Linked DNA regions of Mus musculus: all the other regions are linked to region 4. A link is a loop called in an ENCODE intact Hi-C map of the cell type or tissue named here. Cell type or tissue: left cerebral cortex. All regions are shown on one strand. Each heading gives the region's core, and the rest is flanking DNA. Links, peaks and the distances in the headings are about the cores only.

Region 1 (4,446 bases), core at 240-4,239, 440 kb before region 4:
TGTGATGTTTCATCACATCAGTAGAAAGTGTACCTAAGACAGCTCAGACTGGTAGGTACCTGCTAACTCGAGCCAGCAGCCCCTGGGCTGAAAAGGCAGAGGCAGAAAGGCTGCTAGAAATTTGAGGCAATCCAGGGTTACATAGCAAGACCCTGTCTTAAAGTAATAAAGAAATAAAGTAATAACGTTAAAAATAAGTAAGAACGAATGGCCTACAGTTATACAGACCACTATGGATTAAGTTTAAGATGTGTAATTTTTTGAAAAGTCAGGTTGTAGGAGGATACAAAAGTATTGTTTCTTTTATATATGAACTGTAAATGGCGGCATAGATTAGAGATTCTATAGAATAGAAACTTAAAGAGAAAGCACTCACAATGCGGTTGCAGAATTTTGAAGAGACCTTAGCAGAGTAGAGGGAGAAGGATGGCCATTGGCAGAGCCACTAAGTCTGTACTCTGCTCATAGGATGGGTGATGTCTACAGGGAGTTTATCCATGCACCGTGTTGAGGGACTTGCACATGTATTCTGTTATGTGATCCCAATGTTTAAAATTTAAGTGACTCAGTTAATCTTTTGTTCAGAGCTAACAGGAAGTATCTCGAAAGCCAAACAGATAAGGAAAGGGGATATCATAGAAGAATTACAGTAACGGAGGAAAGACTGAAGAGTTCTGTCACCTGCTCATGAGAGAGGGCAGAGAACAGGTGATCGCTAGATCAATGGTAAGAATATTCTGGATCTGATAACAAGTCCTGACTCTTCCTGTTACAAAACAATTCCAAAGCAAGAGAGATAAAACTAAACATACAAACACAACTCTCTGTGGCAAAGAGATAAAGAGAAACAGCGAACAGCAAGTGATTTAGGGCAGAATGAAGTGTTTTAGAATCTTCATGAGAGACTTTTATTGAAACAACTGCCTCCAAAAGCGTCTTATTTATTCTGTGGGACTCCCTGGGACCATGGAGATCAGTGACTTGGTCATATTAGGTTGATTGTCTTTCTTTCTCTCTTTCTCTCTCTTTCTCTCTTTCTCTATCTTTCCTTTCTTCCTTTCTTTCTCTTTCTTTCTCTTTCTTCCTTTCTTTCTTCCTTTCTTTCTCTTTCTTTCTTCCTTTCTTTCTTCCTTTCTTCCTTCCTTCCTTCCTTCCTTTCTCTCTCTCTCTCTCTCTCTCTCTCTCTCTCTCTCTCTTTCTTTCTTTCTTTCTTTCTTTCTTTCTTTCTTTCTTTCTTTCTTTCTTTCTTTCTTATAGCTTTGTCAAAGTATTTTTCCACTTGAGTTTCTGCAGCAGTCGTTGAAGAAACCTCCACAGGGCTACAGAGCGAGGTCCCATACTCCCGGCCTCAGCCTCCTGACTGCTGGGATTATAGATAAACAACACCATCATCTGCAGAATTCAGTTTACCTTTATAAAATGGATGCTCGAGTGTTCAATAGTACAAGTTTAAAAAAATCACAACACCTAGCGTTTTCAACACACACAGGGAGAGAACACAGGAAAGAAATACCAACAATGCATTTTTCTGAGTTTTGCACATAGAACCCCCGGCTGCTCGTTGGAGTAGACCATTGCCAGAGCGTTTGCTGCCTCTTCCTGGGTGAGATTACTCTTCCCACCGCACTACAGTCGGCTGAGCCAGTTAGACTCATGCTGGGATAAAGAAATGTAAGCCGCATTGATGGATGGAAACGTAAGCCGCAGTGTTGGATGGAAACTGTGGACTATCCTCATTCTGTCCTGCTGTAAGCAACCCTTTGGGTCCCTCTGGTGACCACTTGAAAGTTACTGTGCGTTTATCGTTATCCTAATTCTGAAAATATGGCCTTCCTATACATTAGCTGACTTGATGAAGGGGGTCACATAATCTTGGGTTGTAAGAGTAATTAGGGGATTTTTAGAATGAAAAAATACGTCAGGATTTAAATAAGTAACCAGCCGAATTTTCCCAACGTTTGAAGACAGACGGTGTTACGGCTCACCCCTGTAACCCCAGCGCTCGGGACAGAAGAATTGCCCTGAATTGAAGGCGAGTCTGTGCTACAAAATTGAGATCGTATCTCAAACAAAACAAGGTGAAAAGAAGTTAATTAGTTAAATGCAAACAACCGCGATCAAAGGGGGAAATGATAGTAAATGTCCCCCTGGTTCCAAAGACTCTGGTGCGAGGATTCAGAAGTCAGAAAGTGGGTTTCTGCAGGCAAGAGACCCGTCCTGTGCCGTGTCCCTCTCCTTTCCCCGACTCGTTCAGTGGGAGCAGGGACCCTGTGCGATAGGAATCGAATGAAGGCTGAGCACTTTCACAGACAATTGATATTCTTTGTCTTTTCGAGAGCGTTCCACGTGAGCAATACACAATAAATTTAAATTAAATATACAGTTATAAAAAACCCTCAAACCCCCAAAACACTTAAACATACAATTAAATTACTTTAAAAATAAATGAACAAAATGACCCTTAGAAATTAAATAGAGGTATGTTTTCAGGCTTGGTACAGCAGTTGGCTCCATGGCTTAGTTGGTTAAAGCGCCTGTCTTGTAAACAGGAGATCCTGGGTTCGAATCCCAGTGGGGCCTATCTTTTTTCCTTTGTGGAGCATTTTGTCTTGTGGATGAAGACAATACTCTCCGTAAGGTGCCGTCCTCCCTCTTGAAAATGGCGGGACAACAAAGAATATGCCTAAACTTCCGCAAACCCTCTTCTCGTTCCAAATGAATAAATTTTACAAAAATAAAAAGAGCGAGAAGCCAAACGTGGACCAAGAGAATTTCCAGGAGCGTTTGATGCCTGGGCCCTCCGTGCGTACAACGGCCCAGCAGCGGGAGATAGGGGACATAGGACACCTCAGTTGGTGTCCCAGAACAGAAAAAGTCTGTTGACGGCCTGGAAGCTGCTTGTGGGACTCGGCGACTCTAGCGGGTTTCAGGGAACTTCTGTCCAACCATCAATTATAACAATTTGGAAAGAGCCCAATTCTGGACCGCTAGCGGCTCCTTAAGCGGGGTTGCCGCGGTTTGTTGAGTGAATGAGTGAGAGAATTGATGTCTCCTATCTCTGTGCTTTTTACCTTTCGGGTCAAAGGCAGGTCTCTCCGCCTCTTTTCAGCTTCTTTCGATTCTCTAGTTTGCTTTGAGATTCAGTAGTGGGTTTGGGTCTACGTCACCTGGGGTCTTAACGGGGTGTGTGTGTGTGGGGGGGGGGGTGGTGGTGGTGGTGGTGGTGGGGATTAAGGAATCGTTAGTCTAAGCTAGTTGCACAGCGCTGGTGCAGAAGGGGTCGCAAGTGCAAAAGAGGTCACAAGTTCCTTTTTCCAAAACTTCCATCAGCGGGCGAGGGGAGCCCACCTCCCCCACCCATTCGGCTTCCTACCCACTTGGCTTTCTGCCCCTGCTGTAGAAATGCAGGGATGCTTTCTTTTAAGAAATGGATGTTCCTTGTTTGTTTGTTTGTTTTTGAGATAGGGTCTCTGTGTAGCCCTGGCTGCCCTACTCAGAGTTCCTCCAGCCTTTGCTTCAAGCGTTACGATTAAAGGTGCGGGCCACCATATCTGGCAAGGGAATTTTCTTTTTAATAACGATCGTCTAACAAGAGCAATGGAACAATCTTATAGTAATGGTATTTTTATTTTCTCACAACACTGAGTGAAAAAATAGCAACTCAGGATAATCACGTATTCTAGCATGACTTTCCTTCTGTACATTTAAAGACCACCTTTTCTATTGCTTATGGATTCGAATATGCTTAGCAGAGCAGAAAATGTGGACATGAAGGTGAGCAAAGACCTGGTTGGAGAATGCTTCTGCGGAGACAGCACTGTGGAGTTTAATCAGACTTCTGGGCTGAGTTTACATCGCGGTGAATACAAAGCCAAGAAGCACTCCAAGAGACACGGAAGAAGAAACTGACTTATTACAGTACGAAAAGAAACACAGGAGGCTTTTGCAAGGCGATGCCCTTCCCAGAAAAGAATGGATGGAATTTTATTCCATAGTCCATATATATCCACACAGCGGTGCACACAGGGGAAAACACTGGTGCTACTTTAATTTATGTGCACTAAAAATCAGAGGGATGGCCCAGTGACCTGGTCGTTTTCTCCTAAGAGTTCCTGCTGAAACCAATAAGAAAAACGTGTAAGTAGGTCATCAGTCTTTCAAAGAGTGGCATCTATCTGGCCCATGCAAGTGTAGAAATCTGTAGTTAGGGGAGCCGTCCTTGCTTAGTAAGAATGTCACACTGAGCTAATCTGACAAGGTATGAACCTTTGGGGACACGCAAACGTTAAACACCACGAATACGGCTCCTCTCTGACAGCACACATTGTCTCTGGTTTAGAGTTAGGACAAGGCAGGGTTCATGAATTAGGAAAGTTTTCCCTCTGCTGCTGTGTTTGTAAGCGGTTGTGCCTGGTTAAATAGTTATTCTGGTATTGTTTTGAAGAG
Region 2 (4,446 bases), core at 275-4,274, 1.8 Mb after region 4:
AGTGCTCACTATCTATTTGGGTGGCTCACACCAGTTCCAGAGGATCTATACATACAAAGACATGCACATACTTAAAAATAACTCTTTAAGAGAAAGTATTAAAATTAAGAGAACAGTTCTCTGTATAATTTTAAATATAGTCTTCAGCCTACTCAAATACTAGGCTGAATGCAACCCAGACGCTATTGTCTCACAAAGGAGCAAGTTTTCCCTTTTATTTAGTCTTTTCCTAATTAATTCTTGCTGTCCTTCTGGGCCTTAGTAACGGACTTCTTGGAGCCCTTCTTCAGGGCGGGAGCGGACTTGGCGGGCTCAGGCATAGTGAACAGAAAACAACACCAAGAAAAAAAAATATTAGCCCTTGTTGCAATTTAAATAAAGCTGTGGCTATCCTTTTAGAGTCCTGAAATATTATGCGTTAACTATCCAATCAAAACAAGGTTTTTTCATATACAAGCTACCATTGGTTTAGGTAAAACTCTATGTGTAGCCAACGAGATCACTCCGTTTTCGCGCCAGAAGTTGAGTATTAGAATGGTGCTGTGGCTGCATCATTATACGCTGAACAGATCCTGACAGCAAGGTACCTACAATGTCTGGACGCGGCAAACAGGGTGGCAAGGCTCGCGCCAAGGCCAAGACCCGCTCCTCCCGGGCCGGCCTGCAGTTCCCCGTGGGCCGCGTGCACCGGCTGCTCCGCAAGGGCAACTACTCGGAGCGCGTGGGCGCCGGCGCCCCGGTGTACCTGGCGGCCGTGCTGGAGTACCTGACGGCCGAGATCCTGGAGCTGGCGGGCAACGCGGCCCGCGACAACAAGAAGACGCGCATCATCCCGCGCCACCTGCAGCTGGCCATCCGCAACGACGAGGAGCTCAACAAGCTGTTGGGCCGCGTGACCATCGCGCAGGGCGGCGTCCTGCCCAACATCCAGGCCGTGCTGCTGCCCAAGAAGACCGAGAGCCACCATAAGCCCAAGGGAAAGTAAGCCAGTGAGCTAAGTTTTTTTTTTTTTTTTTTTTTTTTTTTAAACAAAACCCAAAGGCTCTTTTCAGAGCCACCACTTCTTCATATAAGAGTCTAGTAACATGGTTAATTTAGCTTGTGGAAAAACCTATATTAATGTTTCAAGCACAAAACCATAATTCTGGTAGGCTGAGGTAATTCTTAGGCAACTGCTTTGTCTTCCTCACGCAGAGAAATATTGGATGTAGCATAAACATAGATTTACACGTTGCACAAAACTTTTGGTCTTGCAGTCCTCTACATCTTCGTATTGCTCCGGAGAGGCAGCAGACATTCGGGGTTGGGAGAAAATACAAAGGGTCTTACGGAAATTGTTAGGCAAGTCTTTACAAAGTCGCAAGATTCAGGATACTTGACCTGTGGTTCCTGTTACATTACTGCTTGCTTTGTGTCACTTTAAACACTCCTGGAGCAAAGACGTAGTTCGGCTTGAGTCAAGGAAAAAGGACCTAGGTGCATATTTTACATATAGCAAACCTGGTCTCTTTTTCTTCCTCCTTGGTTGCCACCTCTTGATTTGACCTGTCTCAGACCTTGGGGCCAGGGAACTCACCCAAGAGCAGTTTCCCAATAAACCTCCCTTTGATATATTCAAATCTGGTTTGGATTGGCTCATTTCACCGGCTGAGAAATAACGTATCATGTGCAGTCTAGGCACAAGAAGCGGGAAAATAAAACCAAAGGCGGGTAGAGAACATATTTTCCAGAGTGGTTTGTGGATATCTAGGGTCATGAGATTTCAAATTCAAGATTTCTTTGCCTCAAATTCTTTAAGCGACTCGATACAAGGATGGAAACATAAATTTAAGAAAGCTCGGGTGTGCCAGACTAAAACATGAGTGTAGCAGTCTGTACTAGCAGGAGACTGTGTGCAGGAGTTAACCAATCGGGTGTGCAGGAGTTAACCAATCACCACTTGAATTCCTCAGCCAATAGTACTACTGCGCGGGACACTTGAAAAGCAGACACGCCTATCAGGATGCTTCTCGGTGGGAAGGAGGGGTACGAGCGCGGGTACGTGTGTTGCGCGTGTGCGAACGCAAGCGTACTTAAAGGCCAAAGTGCGCTACTTAGGTATCTCACTTTTCCCTACGGTTACTTGCCATGGCTCGTACTAAGCAGACCGCTCGCAAGTCTACCGGCGGCAAGGCCCCGCGCAAGCAGCTGGCCACCAAGGCCGCCCGCAAGAGCGCCCCGGCCACCGGCGGCGTGAAGAAGCCTCACCGCTACCGTCCCGGCACTGTGGCGCTGCGCGAGATCCGGCGCTACCAGAAGTCGACCGAGCTGCTGATCCGCAAGCTGCCGTTCCAGCGCCTGGTGCGCGAGATCGCGCAGGACTTCAAGACCGACCTGCGCTTCCAGAGCTCGGCCGTCATGGCTCTGCAGGAGGCCTGTGAGGCCTACCTCGTGGGTCTGTTTGAGGACACCAACCTGTGCGCCATCCACGCCAAGCGTGTCACCATCATGCCCAAGGACATCCAGCTGGCCCGTCGCATCCGCGGGGAGAGGGCTTAAGGGTTTCTGTTAATCCACACAACCACTTTAAAGGCTCTTCTTAGAGCCACCCATCTTCCAAAAAAAGAACTGTAGCGCTTTTTCCAACTTGTGGGTATTAATCAGTTTCATTTGTGAAAGTGCTAGGTCTCCTTTCATCACACCGATCTATTATAAGCAAGCAATATTTTGGTAAGTGATATCTTTACCCTTTTTCATGGAAATTGTACTCTTAGTTAGCAAAGCATAAAGATTGGAAAACTTTGCATGGTTACAGTAATTTGGGCATTTACCGAATTTAAAAATAAAATTATTAGTTGCAGATGTTTACTTTGGAATTGTGAACTTTCTGAAGGACAGAACCACTAATATTGTAACTCAGAAAAATTAACTGATCTTCCAGTCTTGAAAGGGTTACAGGGATTTACCATTCACTTTATAGCGTGCTTAGTCTCCTCCCTACCCACTAATAGACCTCCCCCACCCTCTTTTTAAGTGGACTCATAGCTTAGGCTGGTCTGCAACTTTCTTTGTAGATCAGGATGATCTGTATTTGGGAGATCTGTTTCTCCTTCCTACTGTATGCTGGGATTAAGGTGTATATGTCTTGCCCTCCTTTGGGCTTTTTGAGATCCTGAATCTTTATGGCTCTTTCGTCACTTGTTTCACTTGGCTTAATAATCATCACCTCGAAAATTACAGCCATTTGGGCACTGGATTTGTCCTAGGTCATTATCACAGTGGTGTATGGTGTGGAAATATGAAGGCTGGTCTTTAGGAGATGTGCTAGTGACTATAATGGAAGACAGTTCGAACTCTGGATGCTGAAAACTCCTGTTTTCTGAACAGTATTCCATGGAGAGCCTCGAAGATAAAGCTGGTAGCTTTCACTTGTCTCCTTTCTACATTTTTACCTTTCTCCACTCGACAGAGCCTTCTGAATTTATTCCACAAGTATCCAGTACCCTTCAGAATACACTCTTTCTCGGTAAAGAGCCAAAGATCTGCTTTCCCACAAAGCATTTTTTTTTTTGGTTTTGTTTTTAAATATTTAATAGACTTTTTAAACAAATGAACAAGTGAGTCTTGATCTGCATTGCACTGGGAACTGGACTAGTGAGAAATTCAGTGAGAAATGTTGACACATCATAGATTTAGGATCTATGTATTTATATATTTATACATTTATGTACCTATGTGTGTATCAATGTACTTGCATACCTACCTACCTACCTACCTACCTACCTATGGTCTCTGAATGATGGGATTAAAGGTGTGTTACCAGGCTGGCCTGGAACTCACAGATTTATTTTGCTCTGGTCATCAAATGATGGGATTAAAGGTGAGTTGTGCTAAAGTACAACATGCTGTAGATCCAGACTCTCACTATTGTTCCTGAGTTCCATTAGCTTATCATGCCATGAGTGGTAGTGATTTGCTGGATGATGCAGATGCCAAAAGTTTATATATACACATAAAATGTGCTTTGTTGAAAAACTACAGGGGGCTTGCGGCAACATTTATTGCTTTAGGCTTTTAAAGATATTGACAGTGATAAGATAAAATGCAAAGAGGGGGTTGGAGTATGTTTGGTGGCCCATGCCAAAGTGTGCCCTTGAGAAATAAGCCATGTAACAGATTTAGTGTAAGAGGCTTAATGGGGAAGGAGAGAGTGAAAGGGTGACTCAGCGTGGGGACAAGAGGGAAAGCTAGAGGCAGACAGACAGACAGAGAGAGAGAGAGAGAGAGAGAGAGATTGGCAATAGAGATCAGAGTCATACTCAAGATGGTAGAAAGATAAGGGTGGTTGGTAGCCCTTTTATGTACAATACCTGGCCCGCCTGGTAGTGGCAGGTGAGGATTTAAGCTGTGTAATATCCAAAATGAATTCAAGACCACCCAATACCTTCCCCCTTTGAAAAGGACTTT
Region 3 (4,446 bases), core at 236-4,235, 1.6 Mb after region 4:
TTGATCCATGGTACATAACCTGTATATGTTCTTGGATTCAATTTGCAAGCCTTTTATTGAGAATTTTCTGTCTATGTCCATAAATGATATTGATCTGTAAATTTTTTGTTGGGTCTTTGCATGGTTTTGGCATTGGGATAATACTAGCTTTGTAAAAGGAATTAGTGTTACTTCAGTAATTACTTTCAGTGTTATTTACTTTTTGAAATAGTTTGAGGAATGTTGTTTACTCTTCTTTGAAGGTTTGGTAGAATTCTGCTCTGAATCCAACTGGGCCAGGGCTTGCTTTTTTTTTTTTTTTTTTTTTTTTTTTTTTTTTTTTTTGGTGGGGAGGGATTTATTTTTAGTAGAGGCTATGGGTATGTTTAAATTGCTTATTTGATCTTGGATTAACTTTGGTAGATGATACATATCTACCAAACTTTTCATCCATTTCTTATTGGTGTCCCAATCTGATGGGATAGAGATTTTCAAGGTGTGTCCTTGTGATTCTCTGAGTTCCCTCAGTCTCTGTTGTAATGTTCCCATTTTCACTTCAGCTTTTGTTATTATGGATCATCTCACTGTCTTTTAATTCATTTTGCTAAAATATTGCCAATCTTACTGATTTTCTCAAAGAACCAGCTCATTCTACTAACTCTTTGTATTATTTCTGTATGTGTATTTGCTTGTTTCTATTTCATTGACTTCATTCTGGAGTTTGGTTATTTCTTGCTGTTTTCTCTCTCAGGCTGTTATTCCTTCTTGTTGTTCTAGAGCTTTCAGGTGTCACTAAGTTACTGCTGTGAGATCACTCTGTGTGTGTGTGTGTGTGTGTGTGTGTGTGTGTGTGTGTGTGTGTGTAATAAATGATTAGTGTTATGAACTTGACTCTTAGAACCACCTTCCTTGTGTCCAGTGTGTCTGTGTATGTTGTATTTGTATTTCCATTCATTTTAAAAGGAGGTTTCTTTCTTGGTTTCATCCTTTTACCATGAGATGCTGTCTATCCTTGATGACGAAATTTATTTCTTACGTTCAGTAGAAAGATGGATTCTGTTTTCTAATCTGTTAGCCTGTTATCAATAATTTCTGATTATCTGTTGTTGTGGTGTGAGGTTTTCCCCTCTCTTTTGTTTTACTTACTGTTCTGGGATTATTTGTTTCCTGTGTCTATTTGGATGTGGCCTCATCAGAGTGAAGTTTTCCCTCTAATGTTTTTTGTTTTAAATTTCTCTCAATTGTCTTGTAATCTGTTGATGAGGGTTACCTTTGAGGTTTTGTTTGACATCCAAATTTTTTATGTCCAGTTTAGTTCCGTTTAGGTTTTCTTTAGTGATTCTATTTCTGCTTTCCTGTCTTGAGATGCTGTTCTTATCGCATTGTCTCAGGGTTTCTATTGCTGTAAAGAAGCACCATGACCATGGTAACTCTTATAAAGGAAAGCATTTAGTGGGAGAAGGGTTGCAGCTCAGAGGTTTAGTTCTTTACCAGGATGGGGGAAGCATGGCAGCACTCAGTCAGACATGGTGCTGGAGAGGCTGAGAGTTCTATTTTTTGGATTAGCAAAGGAGCAAGCAGAGAGTGTGTGCCATTAGGCCTGGCTTGTGCTTCTGAAACCTCAAAGCCCACTTTCAGTGACACAGTTCCTTCAATAAGGCCACATCAGCTCCAACAAGGACACACGTCCTAATCCTTTCAAAGAATGCATTATGAGCTTATAGAGACCACTTCCTTTCAAACTACCACATTCATTCAATTGTTTGTGTTTTTACAGTTTTCAGTTAGGCATTTTTCTTATCTTTTTTAAGGTTAAGGCCCTTAAACACATACATAATTACTATTTTAAAGCCCTTGTCTTATGCTTTTTGTATATATTGCATTTCTCAAGGCCTGTTTCAATAGGGTTACTGGCTTCTCGGGAAGGCATATTGTCTTGCCTGTCCATCTGGCAGAGAAGTTATGATACTTGAGGTGTTTCTTGGTGAAGTTATCTGTTCCTGTCTTTATTGGGTGCGTGTCCTGTTCTTTGGTTGCTGTCGCCCACTCTGGATCCTTGGCAAGTGTGGTGGCCGTGGGGTTCCTGGTAAAGAGGGGTCCTGTAGCTTGCTGGGTGACACAAAGGAATGAGGAAAGAATCAGAGGGACAGTGGGAAAGAACTTGTGGATCCGGGTTGGCACTGGTTCCCACAGGGTGGAGGTCCGGTCGGGTCGGGGCTCCCATAGGCACATTTAAAGAATGCTTGTGTTTACAAACGTTGAGTCCGAACCTTTTCTGTGAGACCATCTTTGGGCCCCCCCTCTTCCCCCTTAAACTGAGCTCTGTCCGCCATTCTGGAATTTTCCCCATCTTTGTCCATCTTTTACCCATTCTACGCCATAGTAGGAGTTTTTCCTTCGTTTCACCGACAGGGAGCTACGCGGCACTGCAGCCGCCAACATCGTGAGGACAAAAACTCCATTCAGCCTGAGTGGAACCTGGCCCCCTCCCTACTAGTCTCAATGTTCCATTTCTAAGCGCTGTGACAAATTGAGCATCTTCCCTTAACATGATGCTGTGATTATTTGAGTCACTTGCGGATCGTCGCTCAAAAGCTCTCTGGTATCTACAACCTTCTCCTCGAAGTGTCTCCAGTTGATCAGACTCTTCTATCCTCCTCCCTTCTCTGGGTTTGACTCATTAGAGATTTCCCTGAGATGCACTGATGAGTCTTTACTCCTACAACAAGCTTCTCCCTTCGCTGAGCTCTTTCCCTTTTTCACTCCGTGGAAGTCACAACTTTTAATCCTTCCTTCCCTGTACAGGATGTTGCCTGTCCAGTGTGGCTTTTTAATCTTTGGTTTGTTTGCATTGTAGTTCTCACAGATAAGATTTTAGCAAATTTACTCTATCTTGGTTAGTAACGGATAAAACTGAAGGGTCAGAGGGTTTCCGTAGTGTAGTGGTTATCACGCTCGCCTCACACGCGAGAGGTCCCCGGTTCGAAACCGGGCGGAAACAGTACTGTTTTTCTCACTTTCTCTTGTGTTTTCAGAGTCTCAGCTCATTCCCTACACTTCTGAGGAGTCAAAACAATCTCAGCTCCTTGGTTTCACTGTTATGCTTTCCTGAGTCCTAGCTATACCAGGTACCTGAGTAATGCTAAGTGAAGACTCAAGCATAAAAGACTGTACAAAAAATTTCCCATTATGTCGGGAGGTTAGCTCAAATGGTAGAGTGCTCGCTTAGCATCGATGCCAGTTATTTTCAGAGCATGTTTCCACTGAAAGCCTGACAATCTGCTTTTCCAATTTTGGAAATTGGAGACTTAAAAAAAAGTCTTACACTTTTGCCCCCTTCAGCACACACTCGCTTGCCCGTTTCTCATACCCACCTCATGTACTCCTAAGTCTGTGCATTTGATAAAAGTTTGTCTCAATTTGTTCTTTCACTCTCCAGACACTGGGTCAGGACCTCTTCTGTGCCACCACACATATGCATAGCTTCTTTTTATTTTTATAAAACACAACAAAGGGCAGTTTTAAGTGAACCTGCTCACTCGGTCCACAGGGGCGTGTTTAGATGAATCCCAGACTTTATATAAGAGCTGGAATGTAGTAGGTTAGTGGCATGGTTCTTGCTTAGCATATAAAGCCCCAATTCAATCCACAGCACTTTAACTAAACTTCGGAGAAATGTCTGAAACATCTGACTTAACATTACATCGCCTTGATATTTGCCTTCTATAATGTAACGGAGAAGCTCACTAAATGGATCGTTGTAAATGCCAAAACACAGACCTCTGCTAGGCTCCCTGGGAATGCTGGGAGGCACAAAACTCAGGTTCAGAAAACTGTTCGGAAAGATCTCGGCTGGAAGATCCTTTGGACCCCACTAAGCAGCTGGACATTAATGAAGGACTTGGGGTTCTGAACCCGACATTCCTCCGTTCAGTGTCTCTAGATTAACAGAAGGCAGAAAACAGAAATGAAGGCACAGGCAGAGGCCAGGACTGGGGTTTCCTGGTAGCATTACCCAGCCTTCTAATGCACACAGCTTTGCAGGAAGTCTGTGTGAAGTGAGTGTGACTGGAGAGGAGGCACACTGTGGAAACGTGGCAAGGAGAAAGACCCAGGTACTCACTGCTGTTTCCCACTGCTTCCAGATTGATTCCTTGTGGTTCTCAACGAACTATGAATTGTGCTTTCAGGACACTAAACCACAAAATAAGAATGCAGCTAGACAGCACAGAGCAATCAAAAGGAAACACAGTCAAGGTTGGTATGCCTTACACAGCTATACAGAGTAGATCTATGCCACATTCGCTTCATCTTTTATTTTGAAGGCAAAGCATAGTAGCTAAAATATGTGTGGCCCGTACGGGGATCGAACCCGCGACCTTGGCGTTATTAGCACCACGCTCTAACCAACTGAGCTAACCGGCCAGACATGAGAGTTGCTTCTACGACCTCTACAGATATTTGATG
Region 4 (4,446 bases), core at 278-4,277:
AGGTGACGCTCCCTCTATTTAATCCTCAGCCTTCTATACAGATATCAAAATATCATGCTGGACCCAACTAATGTATAAACTTCCCCTTGCCAGTTAAAAATAATGTCATTAAAAAACAAAAGAAAGGTAATCTAAGTAGAAAAGATTGCTTGTTTTGCATTTTAAACTTAGATAACTATTCAATCAACAATAAACAACGTTTGAGAGGTTAGGAAATACCAGAGGTAGTGTTTCAGAGGTAGTGTTTGCTTAGCAAATACAATGACTGACCTGAGTTCGGTTTTCAAGACTAAAACACACAAACCCAAAATAACAACAATAAACAAGGCTAAACATTTCTTACCCTTCACCCTCACCTCGCTGTTGTTAGGAGGTCAAGGCTGTTCTTTACGGCTTACTTTTTTTTGTCTTAACTAGCTTTCAAATGTCTGTTATGTGAGACCCTATACTCTGCCTAGAGGGGCCAAGCAAGGAATGTCTTCTTAGTGGAGAATCAACTGGGAAACTCTGGGCATTTGAGTCAGGCCTCGGTGGCAGGACACTTCATGAGTTTGTTGGGGTCCAGAAATTTTTGTTCATATCCAGTTTTTCAACTTTGAGATTAAAAAACAATAGCAACGTTTGTTTGTTTAGTCTGGGTCATATTCTAAATGTTTGCTAGATAACATACAAAAGATTTAGGCTATTTCATATTTAAACACATACCTTCTTCAAAACTGGAAGCCCCAGCCAGTGAAACTGTGTTGTCCAGGAACACAGTGGGCACTGCCGCTCCCCAGCTCCTGCCAGTTCCTACCGGCTTTATGGGTACCCACACTCTGATTGTTCTTATCACAGAGCTAAGAAACTATTAAAACATGTTCTGCTCCTTATTGAAAGAGGAATGCTAAGACAATGGACCTAAAAAATTAAGATTTCCTCTAGGAGGGCTGGAGAGATGGCTCGGCCATTAAACGGCTAGGCTCATAACTAAAAATATAAGATTTCCTCCAGGAATCCCAAGAAGGGGAAGGGGAAGGGGAAGGCTGACATCCTGACTCCAGCAGTTCTCACAGCAGGGCAGCCTAACTCACCTAGAACCCAATGCTTCTTTTTATGGTGTCTATAAAACTGTAACACTGCTACAGGAAAAGTAGAGAGTGCATGGGACCTCGTCTAACTGAATGAATCTACTTTACTCAGTTCTGCTTCCTAATTTCTTTCAAAATTTGGGGAAACTAGAGTGGCAGGATTAGGGGCCTAAGTGTCTCATACACTATCAAATTAAAAACAAAACAAAACAAAACAAAAAATACAAGCCAACAATGTCAGGAGGCATGGATGTCAAGAAAATTTTTAGAAATGAAAGGTGGTTTCAAATGTCCAATGACTATTGGACCCCGTGAGTAACTCACATAAACTCCGTTTTAGAAAATCTTCAGTTGTTGATTTAGCTATAATGTTAACTAAATGCAGACTTTTAAAATGAAAGAAAATGTGGAATAATAGCAGGTTGAAATAAAATATAGTGTTAAGTGTGGTGATAGATTAAATGCCCATGGTCAGCTCTTGTCCTTGGTATGACTGTATTTGGAGACAGGATCTTCACAGGCGGGAGCTGCAGGTAAGTGGCTGACCACCTTCCTAGTGACTTGCCTTCAGTCCATTTCCATTAAGAATGGTCCTAAGAGTGGGGTGCTTACCAGAGAGACACCAGACTGAAAAGGTCAAGGGCACGGACATGAAGGTAGACACCTGCCAAATCCCAGAGAGAGCCCTCAGGAGAAGCCATATCTGCTCATGCCTTGATCTTGAACTTTAAGAAAATATCTGTCTCTGTTTCATATGCAACCTTGTCATTCTAATAATATTTTAATAATATCTTTGGTTATAAATAAGCACTGGAAAATGCCAAAAAATAGGGGACAGAAATCTAAAACTAAAAAACATGTCTTTAATGTTTTCAGGTATTTTAGAATGATTTAATTTGATTTTGTGTAGTTTTTGTTTCTGACAGCTCTGACCAGACTCTCCCTCTATGTGCTCCAGTCTCGTCTGTCTTGCCTCCTCTCCTTCAGTCACACACGAATGACTCTTGAGAAGTTAATATAACTCTTTCAACGTTACTAGGAAAAAAAAATAGTAACATTACAGTAACTCACTGGTCACAGCATTTTCAGTCTGGATGAAAAACACCCAAGGCTTATGATTCTGTTTGTGGCCACAAGATGGCAGAAAAGAGCAGCACATTTCACAACACTGCAAAACTAGATTATTCTTTAGCCCTCCACCTGTCCTGCTTTAACTGCACACTGAAGTGGTTTTCATACAGAGGGACTGCGATGGTGACCTACAAAATATGATTTACAGAAGAGAGGTCACGAGGTAACGGAGAACGCTAATATCATGAAACATCAAAAATGATTTTTGAACTATCGGAATTATGGAGAGTTGCAGAACCTGGATGGTGCATGGAAGTCCCACTAATATTGGGGGGCTACCCCACGCTTTTAATTCACCTCCAACTCAGCGGTCATGCTGGGGCCCACTGGCTTTAAATGCAGTTTTGACGCTTGCAGCTGGACTTAGGACCATGGACATTCAAATCAGTCTTGAAGATGGCTTCTCTGAAGCATACTTTCTCGTGAATTTACACTCAGGTTCCATTTTCGCTTGTACGATAAATACCCACAACCACGCAGGACAACTGGCCTGTGCTTACGCAGCATACTTTTCAGTTAGGAGGAATGAAAGGTTGGTTGGTTGGGGTGTGAATACCAGTTAATGCTTAATTTAAAGCTTCAGGATACAGTGCACACTCGTAAATAAAAACTACAGGCTGCTGCGAATTATATTTCAACTGACCGGAGAGGCAAAGCCTGACTGTCCATTAACCCTTAACTTCCAAACGCAAACTGCTTACTGCATCTTTTGGCATTTTACCTTATGCCTTGTTAGGTCCAAGGCAAGAGAAGCGTCATCAATAACCACGCATGTGCAACAGCTTTTCCAGAGGAAAGTGTGGGTGGCTCTTAAAAGAGCCTTTGAGTTAGGAGTGTGAGTTAAACGAGCTCACTTGGAGCTGGTGTACTTGGTGACTGCCTTGGTGCCCTCCGACACCGCGTGCTTGGCCAGCTCCCCGGGCAGCAGCAGGCGCACGGCCGTCTGGATCTCCCGGGACGTGATGGTCGAGCGCTTGTTGTAATGCGCCAGGCGGGAAGCCTCGCTCGCGATGCGCTCGAAGATGTCGTTCACGAACGAGTTCATGATGCCCATGGCCTTGGAGGAGATGCCGGTGTCGGGGTGCACTTGCTTCAGCACCTTGTACACGTACACCGAGTAGCTCTCCTTGCGGCTGCGCTTGCGCTTCTTGCCGTCCTTCTTCTGGGCCTTGGTGACGGCCTTCTTGGAGCCCTTCTTCGGGGCGGGAGCGGACTTGGCGGGCTCAGGCATACTGAGAGGATGAAGTGAACTAAGTTGAAAAAGGATAACTAAAAGTTAATGACTGTTCTGGCTGCATTTTAAACAAACTTACGGCTATGCCGAACCTGAATCACCATACGTCATGTACTAACAGTCCAATCAAAACAAGGGATTTTCAAAACCAGGGCGCCATTGGTAACCAATGTGTAACCAATGAAATCTCTCCGTTTTCGCGTCCAGCCTTGACTATATATACTATGCGTATACCGTTTTTGCTTCTTACTGCGGTGGTTATCTACAGCTGAGTTATGTCTGGACGCGGCAAGCAGGGCGGCAAGGCTCGCGCCAAGGCCAAGACTCGCTCCTCCCGGGCCGGCCTGCAGTTCCCCGTGGGCCGCGTGCACCGGCTGCTCCGCAAGGGCAACTACTCGGAGCGCGTGGGCGCCGGCGCCCCGGTGTACCTGGCGGCCGTGCTGGAGTACCTGACGGCCGAGATCCTGGAGCTGGCGGGCAACGCGGCCCGCGACAACAAGAAGACGCGCATCATCCCGCGCCACCTGCAGCTGGCCATCCGCAACGACGAGGAGCTCAACAAGCTGCTGGGCCGCGTGACCATCGCGCAGGGCGGCGTCCTGCCCAACATCCAGGCCGTGCTGCTGCCCAAGAAGACCGAGAGCCACCACAAGGCCAAGGGGAAGTGAAACCAAACATTACGAATCACCAAAGGCTCTTTTCAGAGCCACTCACTTTCTCCAAAGAGACCTAAACACTACTGGGATAGTGCATTGTGGGAAATACGTGTATTACCTCTCCTAGTTTTCCCTGGCTTGTGGTTAGTTCAACCCCCTAACCTTAGCTAAGAGTATATTGGTTTTTGGAAGGCAGGCACCCAACCTCGGACCTAGTACATAAAACAGACACATCTTGAACTCCAGGCCAGCCTACTCTGCAGGACGAGTTCCAGGACAGACCGGACTGCACAAAGAATTGTCTTGAAATGTTCCTTTATCAGCACATATGCTGATAAACAACTAATCACTGTAC
Region 5 (4,446 bases), core at 279-4,278, 1.7 Mb after region 4:
AAATTAATTTGATGGTATTAGAATTCCTTTCGGCTTCCCTGAGTTCATGAGGAACTCCAAATGACTCTTACTCTTCCTTACTCACGACAGACACATCGGACATCAGAAATCTGTCTTATTATTCTTCAGAGCCTACTAAAGATCGTTGTGTTGCTGTACATTGGAGTCACACACATAGGCAAACAATCCCCCACCAGTGGACTAGCAGTGTCCACTCCCCTGTAGTACAATGAAAGAGTTCTCTGCTATTGTTCAGTGTTTGTGGGATTTTGTTGTTCTGTTTGTTTCCCTGAGCAAGAATAAAAAGCAGACTATTAATCACTTAGTTGAGGACTAACCTCTTCATGTCTTCAAGAAATATCGGAGTAAATTGAATATAACATTCTCTTTCCCAACCCCAGCTGACTGAATGGGTTATCTTATTTTAGCTTATTACAGATGTATTTAATATTGTCCATTTTGTTCAAATGTACTTTCACAGGCTCAATTCCATGATTGTTAATCTAAAAGGAGAACTTGCAAAAATAATAAATACATTCTTGAAAGAATACTCCTCCTCCCCCCCCTCTTCTTCCTCCTCCTCGGCTTCGCATTATTCACCAAAGCATAAATTGAAGGGTGACCCCACTGTTACCACTTGTAGATGAATGCAGGCCCCTGATCAACAGCCCTGTCCTCCATGAGACTCCTGTGGAGCGACTTGAGTGGAAATCCATTTTCTGTTTTGTGTAACTTTGTAGTTTGTGCTCCTCAATCCGGAAGACTTTCCAAGAGGTCGCACCCAACCCAATTACATCCCGCAAGGAGGCTCTCTTGAACTGTGGTCCGAGGTGGCTGAGGACCTTCATTACATGCTGCTGTTCCTTTCCGTGTCCTCTCTGCTGCCTGCTCAGGTAACTTGAGCAAAGGATTTCCTGTTTCCTTCATGTAAGGCCCAGTCCGTCCTGCAAACTGCAACTAAGTCCCTGAGCCTCTGTATCCTTTTTGTGTCTCTTAAAGAGCCAAGGCTTTCTAAAATATACACTTACTTGCACAGATAGATCAAAAGCTGTGCCTGAACAGGCTAAATTGATCATTGATTGTCTCGACTGGGTCCTTCACCCAGAACCTTGATAAATTCAGAAGTATTCTTATGCCTATATAATCCTGTCGGCAGACTCTCAGATAACTGCTTTCTGATATTTATTTATTTATTTATTTATTTATTTAGGTCATAACAATCTCTCACCAAAAAGTGTGCAAACTGCCTACAGATGACCTGTTCCTAGGAAAGCTCACGTAAGATTTTTTTAAAGTCAATTCAGTAACATTTGCTAAGTATGTAATGGTGTCCGTGTTAAACGGCTTAGTTGAAAGCCTTAGGTTAGGTTAAACTTAAAAGCCTTAAACTTAGTTTAAACCCACTGTTGATGTTTGGTTCCCAGTTTCAACATCACCAAATCTAGGAAGTCCATCCTGATATTTTACATTATATGAATTTGTTTTCCAGACTTGAGGAATTCATATGCCAGTTTTGAACAAGTAGCATATGAATTGTTTTTGTTCTGGGGATTAGCTGGAATTTGGAATGACAGGACATATAAAATGGAGAGACAGTAACATCCGGTTTCTTAGGTAAAGGAAAGAGGAAGGTGTGGATGGGAGAGGGCAGGGAGGATGAGTACACTTGGGGGGCGGGGGAGAGATTTTTAAATGCGATCTCCATTGCCTCCTGGCAGATAATAATAAGGTGCTGAGGGCTCTCAGGTTTTCAAAATGATGCAACTGTCGCCTTCTAATCCCCTTTGTTTTGATTATATACTTTGGGCATGAAGTTGGTCTTTCCAATTTTGAAAACAATTGAAAAATGCAACTAGACCCCACAGTTATATTTCTTGCCACAAGTTTATGAAGTCGACATCTCATCTTAATGAGAATTAAAATCTACCAGGCAATCCTGACGGACACGCCGATCCGATGGGTTACCTCTGCTCTGCAGTGAATCAACATCTGTCAACAGAAGCCTCCTCAAAGCGGTTGTCTGCGCTATTATTGTCCCTTCAGTTCCGCTCTTAACACAACGAGCAAGACAGCCGGGAGAACTGACAGGTTGTGGGAACAGCAGCAGAAAGCCTCAGTGGGTCACAGGAAGGGAGAGCCCTGGATGATAAGTGATGGCAACATCACTTGTCAGGAGCTCTGGAAAAGCCGTAAGTGAACCAGGAAACATTTTGTAGTTTATCAAGAAGAGAGAGAGGAAGAGGAGAAAAGGAAAGGAGAGGGGAGGTAAAAGAAGGGAGGACGAAGAAGAAAGAGAGCCGAAAACAGAAAGAGAAATGAAGAGAGGGGAAAAGGGAAAGAAATAGGGACATCAGTGGATGAGAATAGAAGCAGGAAAATGTAGAGCACAGGGTAATAATTCCCAGCTAAACTTTTATTATTAGAGTACCATCTTTTCTTACCTAGAAAACTAATATGAACAACTAAACAAAATCTAAAATCATGCCTTATGACAAACTTGGGGGTGGGTAATACTTATTCTCCTATTGTAGTGGAGAAAAGAGTTGCACATGTGCCCGGCTAGCTCAGTCGGTAGAGCATGAGACTCTTAATCTCAGGGTCGTGGGTTCGAGCCCCACGTTGGGCGCAAATTAACTTTTTTTTTTTTTTTTTTGGTAACAGTTCAATTTTATATTATTAAATTAATCACTATCAAAAATGATTTTAGAGCTTACGTAACTTTTTAAAAAATCAATTTTAATTACGGCATTACAGCGAGCACCTATGTTGCATCATATATCTGTACATCTTTTGCAGAATTTAGTACCCTCTTGGCGCAAAGCTCTCTGGTCTAGAGAGACTGGAGGGAAAAATGAAAGTCAAATCTGAAAACGACTGGTTCAAGTTGCAAATTGAAACCAAATGCATAGAAAGAACACTTAGCTGCGAAAGAAAGGAAGAAAGGAAGGAAGGAAGGAAGGAAGGAAGGAAGGAAGGAAGGAAGGAAGAAAGAAAGAAAGAAAGAAAGAAAGAAAGAAAGAAAGAAAGAAAGAAAGAGAAAAGGGAAAAGAAAAGGGAAAAGAAAAGAAAAGGGAAAAGAAAAGGGAAAAGAAAAGAAAAGAAAAGAAAAGAAAAGAAAAGAAAAGAAAAGAAAAGGAAAGAAAAAAGTTGTCAATCATTAATTTTGAACCTTCGAAAATTCGGTGACAGGAAACACGATAAAAACTTGGGCTCGTCCGGGATTTGAACCCGGGACCTCTCGCACCCTAAGCGAGAATCATACCCCTAGACCAACGAGCCAGATGTAAACTTTGTTTCTTCGTTTTCTTAATCATTTAACCAATTCTTTTTTAATAGCTATTTGATAAATGTTTAGTAAATATAATTTATATTGTTTCTAATCTCGGGTTTGTTTGGTCTTTCAGTCCTTTAAGCCACATTACTTGACTCTCTTAAGGACCATATAAACATCTCTTGACCCACCCTTGTTAGAGAAACAAACGTGCCGTTTATTAAAAATACAGAAAACAAAATTTCTTCTCAGATTTACTTCGTCGGTGCCTGGAACCGCAACCCAAAAGGCCCAATTTCTGAGCAAGTCCGAAACGAAAACACAGATATCATTGGGAGGCTAAAGGAGAACCCGCCTGCACCGGCCCCAAACCCACTTGAACCTGAGGAGTTGAATAAACAGAAAAAGATCAGCTGTCCGTGGAATGTAGAGAATAGTAAGACTGGGATCCTGAAAGAAGACAGAAGGAAGATGGATCTGAGGGACAGGAAAAACGTCAGGGAAAAAAACAGAGCGTAGGGGCGCCTAGCTCCACTGAACAGGAGCAACATTCTGCCAGGCTAAAGCAGATTCGGTAAAAGGGCTTAGCCTTTTCTTACCTGCGCAATCAAAGGTAAAGAAAAGAAAGAAGAAACGTTTCTCTAGAGACGTGAAATTCCTGCCACGAACTCGCCCCAACAGAGACACTCTGGGTAGTGTTCGCTCACTCTAACCTTGTATGACAGTAGTGGGATACTCTGTTTACTCACCATTCCGAGGATAGGGTTTAGGCACTCAAAAAACAGATGAGATCTTTTCTTTCTTTCTTTCTTTCTTCTAATGCATTTAGACCCAACTCACAAGATTTCTGCATTGTCCTATCTGTCTGACATGAAGTTATTGAGCTTATGTAAAATGAGTTTCACAATTTAGCGTAGCGAGACAGACCAGTTACAAACCATAGGACGGAAGTTTCGGAAATTGTTACCTATCAGTACATCTTGGAAAATCTGAAATTTTATTCAATTTTCTGAAATTGGCGAGAGGACGAGCCTGTAACAAAAACTCCAGCTGGCCCGTACGGGGATCGAACCCGCGACCTTGGCGTTATTAGCACCACGCTCTAACCAACTGAGCTAACCGGCCAGACCTGAAGAAGGGCGCACAAAATAAGCATAACAACTTTATTCATCATT
Region 6 (4,446 bases), core at 153-4,152, 1.7 Mb after region 4:
GAGCTACACCTATCCCCAGGCCTTGGAGGCCTAAGGGCCTATACCCCAAACTAAGAGTCAAATAAATTCTCTTTCCATTAAGTTGCTTCTTCACAGGTATATTGTCACTGCGATAAGAAAAGTAGTTAATAATTCATAAGGTAAAATTATATTTCCTGGAGTTGTTTTAAAGGTTTAGATTCAGGCTGTCAATTTGTATTCTTTATTGATTATTGTATTCTATTACTGATTATAGCGAACCTGGGTCCATTTAACCTGATCATATTTCGGGTTAAAGCAATTATTAAAATTGTGTAAGAGCTGTTATTATCAGGCAAAGATATTTGTGATTAGGCGAATTTTGAGGTCTTGACCGTTTTGTTTTGCTTTGGTTTTGGTTTCGCAGCAAATCTGTCTGGCTCGGGTGCCCATGGACTAAATCCCATCTTCTCCGACACTCCTTCCTTCCCAATCTCCACCAAATGTGTGCAAGGCAGCGTGTTACCAGTTTTGCTCCCCTGATGGGAGGTCGTCCTAATCTTTCTCTATCCCTGGGAACTCTGCACCTCCTCGAGGTCCTATTTATTCCTTAACTTGGGGAATCTACCCTCATTTTTTGGTTTGTTTTGTTTCACTCTGTCTAAAACACTCTGCCTTGCACTCACAGCAATCCTCCGGCCACAGCCTCCCAAATGCCAACGGTTACTGGTGTGAGCCACTCCTCCAGGCTGCCTTTCTTTTTGGTTAGGTGAGGACGACGTGAAAAGAGATCGGGTCCTTCAGACTACCCTCGGCCCGAAACCTGCAGGGATGAACGCGGCCGAGCTCTGGGCATCCCAGCCAAACCGCCCCTCAGCTCGCTCTTCCCCGTCCTCCCGGTAGTAGGGCGGGCGACCGCCTTTTCCAGATTCCGCCTTCACGAGAACATTTGTGGAAAAGCCCGGGCTTCTTTTCCGGTCCCCGCTGCGGAGGGCGGAGGCCATCACGCGGAGGCCGTCAGGCTCTCACCTAGAGCGACTCCGGGTTGAGGACCACGGAGCCGAGCGAGCGGGGACCGGAAGGAGCCTCGGATACGCTTCCGGCCGCTCTTGGGAGAGGGATGAGAATCCTCAATTCCCTGAAAGAGGGATAGGATCAATTGTGGGAAATCACGCTTCAAGCTGCACTCTGGAAGCGAAACAGAATGTAACTAATGAAAATAACATAGAATTATATTTCACGGTATAAAATAAGTACCAAACTGTTTCCGCCCGGTTTCGAACCGGGGACCTTTCGCGTGTGAGGCGAACGTGATAACCACTACACTACGGAAACTCGCTGGATGCGGCCCTTCGTATTCCGCAATTCTCTCAATATGATTTGCTTCTGTTGCTCTCTGTGTATGGTAATATGATTAAACCGTGTTTAAATCTAAGAAGCAGGACTAAACACAAACCTAGGAACTCATAATTGGGACCTGAAACTACATTATCATTGTACAAACGTCTGAATAGGAAAGACTAAGACACAATTCTGTAATTTCTTCCAAATTGCCCTTGTTTCTAAAATTAATCGCTCTAATTAGATTTTAATGGCTTAAGGGGTTACTTCAAAATCATCCTACAGCCAATATGGACTGGTGAGTCATCCTGACCTAGGGATAACAGCTCCGCATATACGCTGGTGACGCCATCGTATGGACCGGTGTGGAATTTGCTCTACAAAGAAGTGATGAACTGCGGCAAGTTGTGGCAAAAGGCTTGCTATGAATTCGAACAGACTGGTTACAGAATGAAAAAGTCTCAAAACACAACGACAGTAAGAGTGATCTTTTTGTTCCAGACAAACTCAGACATGAATGGATTTTCTTCATTGAATTTCCAGGAAGTCAAACAAAAAGACCTGTACATTCCGAGCCAGCCAGGAGTCGAACCTGGAATCTTCTGATCCGTAGTCAGACGCGTTATCCATTGCGCCACTGGCCCTGTACACGTAAGCCCTTGGGTGGGGCAACTACTTACATTATTTCGAGGCTTAAAATTGTACTGCCCTCCTGGCTTAGGTTTGGTTTAGGATAATAGATTTTAGATATTCTTTTATTTCTATTCCTTTTAGGTTTGTTTTTGATCCTCTCCCCCCCTCAAAAACAAAACAAAACAAACAAACAAACAAACAAACAAAAAAACGGTGGTAAGAGATGTCCCTATGTCACCTTTCTATTCACGCTCTCATTCATTCAACCAATATTGATGAATGCTCAAGGAATAAAATAGTAAAGAAAACAGAGTTCCCCGTGCCCTCTAGAAAATAATATGGTAGTTCTGATACAAACACTAAAACTCTAAATAACACTTTGATGGATTTAGAAGAAAAATAATGCTAAAAGGAAAGGAAAGAGGAACATGGTCATGGCATCCTTTGATATTTTTTATTGTCTCCCTGTAGGTTGTTTAACCTCCGACCCCAAATATTTCCCAAACAAGATTGCAACAGGAGGTCTCACTGTGTGTCTCTGCATGTTGCCTTTATGAGAATATGTCAATTCTGGTACTTATTTGGTTACTTTCTAGGCAAAGATGGTTTTCATATGTGTGTTTCAGTCTTTCTATGTTTTTGAAAAGGCATCTCTATTCTCGTGCACTGTAAATAAATCAAGGGCTGTTGAACAGAATTTAATTGCTTGATTTAAGACTGTACATGATGAGATTAGAAAGCTAGTTTTGGTGCATATAGTTTCAACAACCCTTAATGTGCATGCACGGGTGTCTGTTTTTTTACATCTAAGCTTTAATGGAAGCCTACTTAACACTTCCTCCTCAAAAATAGGGCTCTTTGTCATCAGATTTTGTACACAGACTCAGAAGGTAATTTGGTGATTTTCCACTCCATCGCAGAATGATACTATTATATATATTATATATGAAGAAAAAAGAAAAAGAAAATATTTCAAAAAGAAATCAATGACATTGAAGTATGTCACCAACACAAAGTCACAGGAGACATGGTTACAATTCCTGCACTGAGCAGGTGGGAACAAAAAAGGCCAAGGTTAAGCTCATCTTCTGGTCAGTACTTAGCAAACAATCCAAGCACCTTTCTCCCTGAGACTCTGTCTCCAGCCAGCCAAGAAAAAAAAAGGCATGCACTTTTATTGGATTTCCAGTAATGAAGCAAAATCTGGTGCCTCCAAGTCATCCCACAATCAGAAATAGAAACAAAACCTAGGGCATCTCTAAAAGTCCATTCTGTCTGTCCAGAATGGTTTTAGCCCAAATGACTGTATGCTCTGTCCACACACTCTGTTCTTTTGTTTTTAATCTATAAAAAACTCCCTTCGTTTTTCAATGTTTAAAGGTCTTATTTGGCTGCCTCAATCTACTAAGCCATGACTGCAAGGTGTTGTTTCACTTTATTTGAGTCGTGTGTGTGTGTGTGTGTGTGTGTGTGTGAGAGAGAGAGAGAGAGAGAGAGAGAGACAGAGAGACAGAGAGACAGAGAGACAGAGAGACAGAGAGACAGAGAGAGACAGAGACAGAGACAGAGAGAGACAGAGAGACAGAGAGAGCAAGCCAGCTTCTTCTAGTTAGTTAGTGACTGTATTAGGCAGAGAAACCAAATCTAGAAGAGAACAGAATCAGTAGAAGACTACATTATTAGCTACCTTACATGATAGACAAGATTAAAACTTATGCAGCTATTCTACTGAATAGCCTGGACTCTAAGTGAACCCACTATGTCCTGCTACATCAATGTTTAATTACATAACTGGGCATTACAGTCTGGCCAAGCTGACATATTAAGTTATCACTGTGTGAACTCTCTCTCTGAGTCTGGATGAATTGTTCTTTGGTTTTGCTCCAAGGCATAAGGAAAACTGCTCTCTACCTCTCCCCTCTTCTTTAATGTGATCAGTATGTGACACAGAGCTCTAGATTGTCGTCAGTCTCAGATGTGTGGAGCAAAGTCATTATGAGGTGTCTGTGAACCTGCCTTCCTCGTCATAGTGGAGGCTGCATGGAAACAACTCACTCTCATATTTCTGTTTCTTGCTTGTTGATTTTGACTTTGTGAGACGGGGTCTCCTGTTGCAAGGCTGACCTCATGGTCTCTACAGCTGAAGCTGACTTTGAACTTCTCATCCTCCTGCCTTCACTTCCCAAGTGCTGACATTATAGATATGAGCCCAACTCACATATATCTGTAAAGGACTGATCAGGGTTTGTTATCTTCTTAGATATTCCATGCAAATGTCACCAACTTCAGTCAAAGGAGAAACACCAACCAAATACAATGTCTGTTTTGTTGTCTGGCATCTACCACAAGTTAGTTAAAGCTATAGTGTGTGACTGAGCCTTTGAACACACCATTAACAATATGGCTAACTGTAAGATTAAAAAAAAAAACAGGAGTTGGAAAGATGACTCAACAGTTGAGTTCTGTTCCTTCAAAAGACCGGAGTTCAGTTCCCAAGTTAGGCAGTCAGTTAGC
Region 7 (4,446 bases), core at 111-4,110, 460 kb before region 4:
CACACACACATGCATACACAGACAGACAGACAGACAGACAGACAGACATGCACTACTTAACATAAACAGCCCTTCTCTCTCCTTTGCTCTTTCAGTTCAGTGGAGACTTTCAAGGAACTAAAACTATCTTGAGAACCTGATGACACAACTTACTGATCAGGCTAACTTAGTGATGCTTGGTCACAGCTTTCAGGAAAAGCTGCTCAGAAGAAGGAGGACCATCCTCCAAAACACATCCATCCAAAGTTCCACCTCTTGATAGAATTTACTATTTGTACTATTATTCTCAGTGCATTTAATATCCTGCCTTTTGCAGTCCATATAGGGACTCTGGGGAGCATTGTGAACTGTCAGGTGAGTGTGGTCAGGCAGCCTGGGCACCACTTGGTGCTACTTAGGAATTTGGGTTACCTTGTACTCCCCAAATCTGTATAGAGTGTGCAATCCCTTCAGAGGACCTTTTGAGTCTTGCTTTTAAGATTTTTAAGATTAAGAGGGAAAGTTGCAATTGTAGCTAACAGTACTGTATTTTACATTGAAAACATTGAATGCAGAAATCAAGTTAAATGTTCTTTACACACACAGGTGCACACACAAATGCATAAACAAATGAACACACAGTTGCACACACAGGTGAAACCAGAAAGAAGCTTTTGGAGATGATGAGTGTGTTAGCTTCCTTGACCATGAGGATGGTTCCAGTGGTGCACACACACGCCCAAACTCGTCAATTTGCATACATTGTATAGTTTCAGCTAAGAACCGGATTTGTTTTGTTTTGTCTTTAGAGCTACTGAGCATGGAGAGAAGGCTGGGTGGTCAAGAGCACTGGCTGTTCTTCCGGAGGATGGAGGGTTTGATTCATAACACCATATGGCAGCTCACGACCCTCAGTAACTGCGATTCCAGGAAACAGATAACCTCTTCCATCCTCTGCTGGACCCGTGTGTCATACATTCTCATCTGTCTGTCTGCCTGTCTGTCTGTCTGTCTGTCTGTCTGTCTGTCTGTCTCATTCTATATGCATGTGCATGCGTGCTTTATCATGGCTTCTTTTCAGAGAATACAATTTCATTACTGTTATCTCCTTCCCACCCTTTCCCCAGTGCCCCTTTCCCGTGCTTTCTAGGCCTGGCGAGAACTTGTGGCAATTCTGTTCCCTTCGTCTTCCAAGCACTGTGTTACAGGTGTTGTGCTGTGCCATACCACAGCAGAACTCTAAAACACAAGGACAGAGACACATTTCTTTAGGGAAGAGAGGGGGAAGAAGGGGAAGGGAAAGGAGGAAGGAGAGGGGCGAGAGGGGAAGGGGGAAAGGGGAGTGGGGAGAGGGGAGGAGGAGAGAGGGAGGGGGAGAGGCAGAGCCAGCTTTGCATGTGGTTTCACATAGATCACGTTCCTTGATATCCAACAGAATATTTAGAATAGAATATGCTAAAATGATGGTCGTGGATCTTTCCTCGGTTTTTCTTTTTTTAATCTCGAAATATTAAGGTCTTTTGTAACAGGGGCTTTTGTTTGTTTGTTTTTGAGACAGGGTTTCTCTGTGTAGCCCTGGCTGTCCTGGAGCTCACTCAGAAAACCAGACTGGTCTCGAACTCAGAAATCCGCCTGCCTCTGCCTCCCAAGTGCTGGGATTAAAGGCATTTTGTATCACAGGCTTTGCCTTAAATTTATGGCAATCGTCCCGGTTTTGCCCCCAATGCTAGGATTACAAGTGAGAGACACCACAGGTAGCCTAGGATATGTGATGACTGCCCCAGGCATGATCTTCCTAGTGAAACAGTTACCTACAAAAGGAAACAGAAAAGAGTGGTTAATTTAGACCAGTCACTTTAAGTCTACTCTAACACTGAAATTAAGCCCTCTTGACAAGGAAAAATAGGAGAAGAGCAGCAGGAGCATCCTCTTCCTTCTGAATCCTTAGTTCTGTCTCAGTTTCCCTGGTGTTCCCATTCTCCTGGTCTGCTGAAAGGTCTCTGTGTATATGAGGAATTTCCTGAACTCTCCAGGCAGGTATAAGATTCGGCTTCCTGAGTGGAACTTTCCAAAAGTGGAAGGGCCACTATGTGTACAGTAGGTAAACCCCAGAGAAAAGGAGCCGAGTCGGCGAGGAAGCGCACTCCTGACTGCATCCCTGTCTCCTCTCAAGAGTCACTGAAGAGTCTGAGATTTCGTGTTCTGTGGGTTTCATTGGCTTCCTTTGGATAAAGCCTGGAGCGGCGAGGATCGGAGGAAGGGGAATCTAACATCTTGATTCTTAAAACGTTTTCCGTAGCTGAGACAGGGGAGCTGGGTTTTATTGTAGAATCCTGTCCTCCAATGCTCCTATTTTTCATTGTCTTTCGTAGCTCGGGAACAGAATGCAGAGACGGTATGGCAACAGCAAATGAGTGCTTTCTTCCTCTGCGCAATTAATCTTGGCAAACGGTTCCTCATCTTTCCTGGAAGGATCTCTCCTTGGTCCTGTAGAAAGAAAAGAGGATCCCGCACACTTTTAAACTGAGGTCTCCAACCCTAGACTCTTTATATATCCCTTATTGTCTATGATGAAAGTGCAGGTTGGTCAGAATACCCTTCTTACAAGACCGCTCTTTTTTTTTTTTTTTTTAAATTAAAAAAAAATTTTTTTTGACGAATAAAAGTACCAAGTCTAGGAATTTTATAAAGATGAGTAGGAAACACTAGATTTCAAGTGGTGGGGATGTAGCTCAGTGGTAGAGCGCATGCTTAGCATGCATGAGGTCCTGGGTTCGATCCCCAGCATCTCCAGGCTTTTGATGTGGGGAAGGAAGGTGCGTTCATTTTTAAGAATTCCAACCCTCTCTTTAGTCTGCTTTGTTAAGCGACTTAGCGGTTCCTACTAATTTGTTACTGCTGTTCGCAAACGCACGGGCTTAGTTAACCGGCTGTATTAGGCGCTATACTTGCGCCACGCTCGGGGACGCTCTTGTGGCGCCAGTGTGGGCTCAGGGAAGATGCATAGCTGCACCTCTGAATGCGGAAGGGTGGTGTTCTGACTCTTCCCGCTCCTTCACACTGAAAAACCCACCACTTTATAAAAGATGGTGACTGATTTTGTAGCACTACTGTAAGGGGCTTTGTCTAGTGGGCTGTTCGTCTAGGAGATATTCCTCCTTTGAACTTTTGGTTATACTTGCAACTTAAGACACTGATATTAACAAGTCAAAGGATTTTAGAAAAGTTTTCTTTATTCCGTCTGCTACCCCACCTCACCCCGTCCCCAGCCAAGCCCAGAGTAAGCCTCACTGGCATTCTTCTTGGTTACAGATGAATCAAGAGCTTTTAAACCTGGAGGTGGAGGGCTGGTGGAGTATTACCAGGCTAGGTTATGGATTAATCAAGTTCTTGAAGAGAACAATAGAAGCCTACTCTTCCTTCCGTCTGACTACAGCATTTTTGAGCAATCAGTTATAATAGGGTTTTGTGCTGAAGCGACTTGGCCCTAAGGAAGGAGGACATTAAGGTGTGAGTCTTAGGCTGCTGAGCTTGCTAATCCTTCTGGTTAAATCACCCTGTGCTGCCAACTACTGACCAATATTACACGTCTGAGAGATGTAACCGTAAGCTACTAACTTCTAAGAACACTTTAAATAGTTAATTCAAAAATAACCACGGTGTTTATCAGCTTCTCGGGCCACAAACTAAGAATCCAGAGACCTTTTCCTCGTTAGTGCCTGTCATTTCCGTTGGGCTACAGCATTCTTCTACAGTCTAACCAGTACTGGCCAGATACAAGGCTTCTTTCTACTCATCAGTTTTAGGGTTTGGGATTTTTGTTTTTGTTTTTGCTATTGGTGTTGTTTGTTTTATTTGTGGAAAGGCAGGGGATCAAATCTTGTGCATGCTGTGAAATCACCCCATCTCTGAACTCTTTGCTATATCCCCAGGCCTCTTTTTACTTTTTATTTTGAAGCAAATTTACTCGGGCTAGCCTCCAACTTTGGGTCGCCTCCGAGTGTCTGGGATGACAACTCTGGCCACCATTCCTGGTTTGGTAACTAGCTGTGGTTGTGGTTACTCCTTACCCACCTTTCACTCCACGCTCTGCCTTCCTTTGATGTCACTTGGAGGCCATCAGCAGAGTGTGACTGTGACGGCCAATCATGGTTGTCAGCTTGACTGAATATATCTCAACTGAAACACAAACTGTTGGGTACTGCTGGGAGGGATTTTCTTAACCAGATTATCAGAAGCATGAAGACCCATGTCAAATCTGGGTGGCACCTTCTGGTGGCACCCCAGATAAAAGGACTCTGAAGATGGAAACTCTGCTTTTTGCTTGCTTGCCTTCACACTCTCTGGCAAGTCTATCTATCCTGTTGCTGAGCTATTCCTTTGCTGGTATTGGAACCGACTTCTTTGGGATTCCAATGTAGGCTAAAGAGCAACTGTTCCTTAGATATCTTCCAGGACTCCAGCACC

The links. Hi-C counts contacts between places; a loop is a spot of excess contacts. Peaks named below come from ENCODE experiments on the same cell type or tissue, not always from the same donor. Only the 100,000 strongest peaks of a DNase experiment are listed, where the experiment ranks them.
Region 1: it touches region 4 in a loop (3-fold over the local background); 8 of 42 quality-filtered maps call a loop at or near these places.
Region 2: a loop joins it to region 4, with 4 times the contacts of the local background. A loop is called at or near these places in 13 of 42 quality-filtered maps.
Region 3: it touches region 4 in a loop (2.7-fold over the local background); 4 of 42 quality-filtered maps call a loop at or near these places.
Region 5: it touches region 4 in a loop (4-fold over the local background); 17 of 42 quality-filtered maps call a loop at or near these places.
Region 6: a loop joins it to region 4, with 5 times the contacts of the local background. A loop is called at or near these places in 13 of 42 quality-filtered maps.
Region 7: a loop joins it to region 4, with 3 times the contacts of the local background. A loop is called at or near these places in 8 of 42 quality-filtered maps.

Annotation. Positions count from the first base shown.
Region 1 is chr13:21,273,450-21,277,895 of GRCm38, forward strand. It overlaps n-TTtgt4 (a tRNA gene), which reads left to right and starts at 2,507; the gene lies at 2,507-2,580. In left cerebral cortex, for the core only: a CTCF peak has its summit at 1,773 (motif pointing left); DNase peaks (open chromatin) are centred at 1,660, 2,048, 2,279, 2,565 and 1 more place; H3K4me3 peaks cover 2,588 bases.
Region 2 is chr13:23,533,319-23,537,764 of GRCm38, forward strand. H2ac10 (H2A clustered histone 10) reads left to right here and starts at 557. Exons shown (of 1, transcript NM_175661.3): 1 at 557-1,060. The coding sequence starts at 593. The coding sequence ends at 985. It overlaps H3c8 (H3 clustered histone 8), which reads left to right and starts at 2,100. Exons shown (of 1, transcript NM_145073.2): 1 at 2,100-2,591. The coding sequence starts at 2,128. The coding sequence ends at 2,538. In left cerebral cortex, for the core only: a CTCF peak has its summit at 1,993; DNase peaks (open chromatin) are centred at 504, 869, 1,671 and 1,965; H3K4me3 peaks cover 2,323 bases; H3K27ac peaks cover 127 bases.
Region 3 is chr13:23,304,722-23,309,167 of GRCm38, forward strand. The region is part of intron 1 of 4930557F10Rik (RIKEN cDNA 4930557F10 gene); the gene reads right to left. It overlaps n-TVcac11 (a tRNA gene), which reads left to right and starts at 2,908; the gene lies at 2,908-2,980. It overlaps n-TIaat9 (a tRNA gene), which reads right to left and starts at 4,404; the gene lies at 4,331-4,404. In left cerebral cortex, for the core only: a CTCF peak has its summit at 2,405; DNase peaks (open chromatin) are centred at 2,654, 2,884 and 3,407; H3K4me3 peaks cover 895 bases.
Region 4 is chr13:21,712,712-21,717,157 of GRCm38, forward strand. H2bc13 (H2B clustered histone 13) reads right to left here and starts at 3,472. Exons shown (of 1, transcript NM_178199.3): 1 at 3,000-3,472. The coding sequence starts at 3,432. The coding sequence ends at 3,052. H2ac13 (H2A clustered histone 13) reads left to right here and starts at 3,701. Exons shown (of 1, transcript NM_178182.2): 1 at 3,701-4,148. The coding sequence starts at 3,711. The coding sequence ends at 4,103. In left cerebral cortex, for the core only: CTCF peaks have their summits at 2,203 (motif pointing right) and 3,760; DNase peaks (open chromatin) are centred at 1,662, 2,213, 3,036, 3,599 and 1 more place; H3K4me3 peaks cover 1,929 bases; H3K27ac peaks cover 1,538 bases.
Region 5 is chr13:23,433,787-23,438,232 of GRCm38, forward strand. Gm40833 (a long non-coding RNA gene) reads right to left here and starts at 886. Exons shown (of 3, transcript XR_873170.2): 1 at 635-886. n-TKctt11 (a tRNA gene) reads left to right here and starts at 2,554; the gene lies at 2,554-2,626. It overlaps n-TPagg3 (a tRNA gene), which reads right to left and starts at 3,279; the gene lies at 3,208-3,279. It overlaps n-TIaat8 (a tRNA gene), which reads right to left and starts at 4,396; the gene lies at 4,323-4,396. In left cerebral cortex, for the core only: no CTCF peak of the experiment used is centred there; DNase peaks (open chromatin) are centred at 2,084, 2,553, 2,778, 3,262 and 1 more place; H3K4me3 peaks cover 2,607 bases; H3K27ac peaks cover 809 bases.
Region 6 is chr13:23,444,922-23,449,367 of GRCm38, forward strand. It overlaps Gm46404 (a long non-coding RNA gene), which reads right to left and starts at 1,050. Exons shown (of 2, transcript XR_001780873.2): 1 at 645-1,050. n-TVcac9 (a tRNA gene) reads right to left here and starts at 1,293; the gene lies at 1,221-1,293. It overlaps n-TRacg5 (a tRNA gene), which reads right to left and starts at 1,943; the gene lies at 1,871-1,943. In left cerebral cortex, for the core only: a CTCF peak has its summit at 1,661; DNase peaks (open chromatin) are centred at 1,212 and 1,903; H3K4me3 peaks cover 2,252 bases; H3K27ac peaks cover 1,591 bases.
Region 7 is chr13:21,257,068-21,261,513 of GRCm38, forward strand. n-TAagc19 (a tRNA gene) reads left to right here and starts at 2,701; the gene lies at 2,701-2,772. In left cerebral cortex, for the core only: no CTCF peak of the experiment used is centred there; DNase peaks (open chromatin) are centred at 1,631, 2,227 and 2,771; H3K4me3 peaks cover 1,737 bases; H3K27ac peaks cover 341 bases.